Linked DNA regions of Homo sapiens: region 1 is linked to region 2. Evidence: chromatin loops called from intact Hi-C (ENCODE). Cell type or tissue: heart left ventricle. All regions are shown on one strand.

Region 1 (2,500 bases), 180 kb after region 2:
TTGGCTTATAATTTTCAGCATCTGCTTTTGATCTCCTCAGCAATCTTTTGGAGCCCCCAGCCCGTAAAATCAAAGACTAGGCAAGGAACTACACAATAATCACACTCAGTAATTTTGCTAAGAAATGAAAAAGTGAGGCTGAGAAGCAGGTGCCATTTTGTTTCACTGTTTTTACTGTGAGAGTTACTATCAAATCCTACAGAAAGATGTTAGGATCATTTTTGTGCCTTCATATATATCCTCAGATGTTAGTAATTCAATGTAGCTTCACTCAATACAGCTAAAATATTCTAGTGTATCTACCATCTGTGCATTTTTGTCAAAATGCCTTTGTGTACCTCCTAAACTCTGACTTCCTAATATAGTAGAACTTTTTATTGCAAGCTTGTATACTTTGATATGTTTTCCAAAAATAAAAGTAAAATATACATAGTAAATTAGGACTTGGCTGTTAAAAAATAAACACTAGTTCAGTACCTGTTTTGTTTCAAAAGTGAGTTCTGGTTACAATTTCACCTTAATAACATTTCTGACATCTTTGTTGACATTATCTTCTTTTAATAATCAGTATTCTCTCAATTTAGGTCATTGATTTTAGAGAAACTAAAGCATTAGTATGCATAATCCAGATTATAGAAAGATCCGTATTTACATTAAGCAGTTCCAGGGAAGCCACAGTTAATATGTAAACTACCACCCTCTTCCCTGTAAGTCCTTATCCAATCATATATTCCACTTCATCTCTCTATCACCTAGGCTGCAGTACAGTGGCATGAACACAACTTACTGCAGCCTCGACCTCCTGTGCTCAAGTGATCCTCCTGCCTCAGCATCCTGAGTAGCTGGGACAACAGGTGTAAGCCACCATGCCTGGCTAACATTTGTATTTTTTGTACAGGGGGGTTTCACCATGTTGCCAGACTGGTCTTGAACTCCTGAGCTCAAGCCACCCACCCACCCTGGCCTCCCTAAGTGCTAGGATTACAGGTGGGAGCCACCATGTCCAGCCCATAACTCTTGACATAAGGCATCTGCTGGTGCAAAATGACATTCATTTGTAAAGAAAAGGTAAACGTTATTAAGTAGGCCCTGGATGACACCCTCTTATTTTTCAACTGTTTAGTTTGGGATATGGAAAGGTAGGTATTAGACATAAAACATTATTTTCCCTTTCTTCTTGGAAGGTAATTCTTAATTGCTATATTTTTTAGTGGTTAGTTTAAAAAAATATATACACATACGGAGAATCTTCTAACAGATCAGCAACACCCAAGGGTCAAGCTGAGCTTTGCCAGTTGTACCCTGAATCCCCAATATGTGTTACTTCCCTTCCTAATAGTGGCAACTATTAAAAATACGTTGCAACTCACCCTTAAACCTGATCTCTAATGCCACCTGCTGTTGCAGTTCTGTAAGATAAAGAAGCTCTACGAATCTGCCCCAATATTATATAGCTTGACTTTCACTCTCTCATGAAGACCAGGGTAGTTCACTATTAATTATGCACATATTTGTAAAATAAAAGTCAGGTACTTATCTGACTTTGTTAGTATTTACTGGCTGGGCGCGGTGGCTCAGGCCTGTAATCCCAGCACTTTGGGAGGCCAAGGCAGTCGGATCACCTGAGGTCAGGAGTTCAAGACCAGCCTGACCAACATGGTGAAACCGCATCTCTACTAAAAATACAAAAATTAGCCAGGCATGGTGGCACACAACTGTAATCCCAGCTACTCGGGAGGCTGAGGCAGGATAATCTCTTGAACCCAGGAGGCAGAGGTTGCAGTGAGCTGAGATAACACCATTGTCTCCAGCCTGGGCAACCAAGACTGAAACTCCATCTCAAAAAAAAAAAAAAAAAGATTTACCATTACAGCTATAAATGACAGGGCCCCTACTTACCAAAGCAAACCCAAATTTCTGAAACAGAAAAATAGTCCAAAAAAGTGGTTTTATCTTTTAATTTTTCCTCTAAGAGGAATCCTACTACAAAGTAGGACCACAAACTTAAAAACAAACAAACAAACAAAAAACCAAAGAAAAATCCTAAGAAAAAATAAGTATGGTCATGCAATTCTTTTTGTTTTTTTCCACTGCGCCCGGCCTCATTATTTATATTTTCTTACTATTTACCTACAGTAAAGAACTGTCAAATTCTTGTTTTACAGCACAACTGAGAAAACCCTGTGAGACATCCTAAGTGTGCATTTTCCCTTTATTATTTACTTTGTCCCAAAAGCCTTTCTCTTTCCAGCAAATTCTGACAAAGTTGTCAACACCTAATTTTAAGCATGAGCCCTTCTTTGCATATTCTCTTGCTCACCACCTTCTCCAATGATTCTGCGATTCACATATACACTCCGTATGTATTTCTATCATGGCAGTTATCATGTCATAGCACAATTTTTTTTTACAGCACGTGGAAAAACAAATCAAAGAATGTTGTGACTCTGCACTAGAGACTATGGGCAAAGTTAAGTGATATAAAACTGTAACCTCCTTT
Region 2 (2,500 bases):
GAAAACCACTGAAAACAATAACACTGGTTGGAAAAACAACGGGAATGTTAACTCTAGCTGGAAAAGTGAACCTGAAAAATTCGACTCTGGTTGGAAAACCAACACAAGAATAACTGATTCTGGCTCGAAAACAGATGCAGGGAAAATTGATGGAGGATGGAGAAGTGACGTCAGCGAGGAGCCGGTGCCCCACCGGACAATCACGTCCTTCCACGAGCTGGCCCAGAAGCGCAAGCGGGGCCCAGGGCTGCCCCTTGTCCCGCAGGCGAAGAAAGATCGCAGTGACTGGCTCATAGTCTTCTCGCCCGACACCGAGCTCCCCCCCTCGGGGTCGCCGGGCGGCTCCTCGGCACCTCCTCGGGAAGTCACCACCTTCAAGGAACTCCGGTCCCGAAGCCGGGCCCCAGCCCCGCCAGTCCCGCCTCGAGACCCCCCAGTTGGCTGGGCTTTGGTCCCGCCCCGGCCCCCACCCCCGCCTGTCCCTCCCCGAAGGAAGAAGAACCGACCTGGACTGCAGCCCATAGCGGAGGGGCAGTCCGAGGAGGGCCGGGCTGTCAGCCCAGCGGCTGGCGAGGAGGCCCCAGCCGCGAAGGAGCCGGGCGCGCAGGCCGGCCTGGAGGGTAAGAGGTCGCAAGAAGCGGGAGGAGGGCTGGGCTTCGGCCGCTCACGCCTCCTAGGCTTCCAACCCGGCCCCCTGTCTTCCCTCCATTCTGTGTCACCCATCCTCCCCGCCCCTTCTACCAGGGAGCGCTCCGGGAAAGGGAAACTGGGTGGGTCATTGGGTTATGGGACTAACTGTTTGCTCCCTCTTCTTCCCGCCCCTTCTTGCCTGGCTGCCCATCCCGCTGCCCTCCTTCCCTCTGCGCCTGGCCCCGCCAATCCCGCCTGCAGCCGGTCCCCTCCTGCTCCCTCGGCCCCTGGTTTTCCGGTTCTCGGCCGACGGGCGCCCCCTGTTGGAGGGTGGGGGCGCAGGCGCAGCTGGGTCTCTGCTCCTGGCTCCTCTGGCCGGGTGGCCCGGCGCCGGGCTGCGGCTGCTGGGGGCGCCGAGCCCCCCAGAGGAGCAGCTGCTGCCCGTCCGCCTGTCCCCGGTGGGAGCCTATTCGCCTCCGACTCGGGGAGCCTTGCCCTGCCTGGCCAGCCCCGAGCTGGCACTGCTGCTGTCCCCGCTCTTTCCCAGAAGTAGCACCTTCCCCGCCGCGGCTCCCCCACCCCGCCAGGTACCCGCCCCCCCGCTGCCACCGCAACCTCGTCCGCCGAAGGCCCCTCGCTGGACCAGGAGCCCATCGCCTCCGCCCAGGCTACGTAAGACGGACCCGGGCTAGCCCCGCGGGCCACGCCTCAGGCGGGCCGCCCCGCCCACTCTCGCCCGGCCCCGTTTTCGCTTTTTTTCCGGGGTTGCCCAGCTTAGTCCCGCCCTTCAGTTTAAGCCGACTCCAAGCAAGTTTGTCGGCCTTGGGGAGTCTGGCCCCGTTCCTAGTGCTGGAGGGGGAAGTTGTTGCCTTTCCTGCTCCGTGGGCCGGCCCCCTCTCCCTCCAGACCCACCTGGGCATAGTGGACGCGGGCTTACCCAGCCTCCATGCCAAGTCTAGGGGGTCCCAGCGAGTCTGTTGTTAGGGGCTTTGGGTCACACCCTCTGTGGAATTCCTTGGCCTGTGCAGCTCGGGCCTGCCCCCCGACCTTGCTAGGGAGGGGTGGAGGGTGAAGCTCCCGGGAGCTCATTGGCACTAGAGGTTCTGGCCACGCCCTCTCCGCGAGTCCAGTCCCACGCGGGATGAAGAGGGCACCCTCCGCCAAGAGGCTGCTGCGGGACCCGGGTTTCCCCTTTCCGGCGCCTTCCAGCCTCCCAATCCTCGGGTCTCGCCTCCCTCCGTCTCCTCCCTTTCCCCTGTCTGTCTTTCCATTGGTCCATGCCGCCCACGTGCTCCCCGGGGCTCCGCAGGCAGGACTGGGCCCCGGGGCGGTGCGCTGGGCTACACCTCCCTCCCCGCGCCCCGTCCTCTCCCGCCCTACAGGCCCTAGCAGGGCAGGCGGGAGGTGAGCGCGGCCATCCCGCTCCCGGAGTTCCGGGATCCTGGAGGTGGGGGCTGTGCCCTGAGGGAGGGCACAGGGAACCGGGATGGGGCTGGGGGACAGCGAGTGCTGGGAAGTGTGCGAGATTTCACTCCGGGGCTCGGGTCGAGCTACCCCGTGCTTCAGGCGGTCCTGCGCCTCCTCTCCCCAAGACCCTTCGGGGACACAGCACTGCAGACCCGCCGGAGACAACTTGTGCGGGAGCCCGGAGTCCTCGGAATAACACTTGGTAAGTGTTACCGCGCCCTTCTTCCCTTACGCCAGTCCGTAGTTCGTGGTCCTTCGCCGGTGTCCCCGGAGCCCAGCGGCTGTGGATGGCAGAAGCCCAGAGTGGGACTGGTCAGCTGCAGGAGCAGAAGAAAGGTAGGGCACCCTGACTCCCGACCCCGCGCTTCCGAATAAACTGCCCTTCGCCCCCGGCCCTGCTCTC

The links. Peaks named below come from ENCODE experiments on the same cell type or tissue, not always from the same donor. Only the 100,000 strongest peaks of a DNase experiment are listed, where the experiment ranks them.
Region 1: a loop joins it to region 2, with 10 times the contacts of the local background. A loop is called at or near these places in 10 of 110 quality-filtered maps.

The regions. Positions count from the first base shown.
Region 1 is chr1:155,503,014-155,505,513 of GRCh38, forward strand. The region is part of intron 2 of ASH1L (ASH1 like histone lysine methyltransferase); the gene reads right to left. Among named protein-coding and RNA genes, the nearest start is that of ASH1L-AS1, 58 kb to the right of the region's middle. In heart left ventricle, a CTCF peak has its summit at 1,404 (motif pointing left); no DNase peak of the experiment used is centred here.
Region 2 is chr1:155,322,511-155,325,010 of GRCh38, forward strand. It overlaps RUSC1 (RUN and SH3 domain containing 1), which reads left to right. Exons shown (of 10, transcript NM_001105203.2): 2 at 1-620; 3 at 2,335-2,433. It overlaps RUSC1-AS1 (RUSC1 antisense RNA 1), which reads right to left and starts at 1,666. Exons shown (of 6, transcript NR_145424.1): 1 at 1,568-1,666. RefSeq lists enhancers at 1-74, 2,246-2,455 and silencers at 456-695, 986-1,215, 1,256-1,455, 1,796-2,165, 2,186-2,235. In heart left ventricle, CTCF peaks have their summits at 960 (motif pointing left) and 1,186; DNase peaks (open chromatin) are centred at 911, 1,371, 1,861 and 2,441; H3K4me3 peaks cover 2,500 bases; H3K27ac peaks cover 2,500 bases.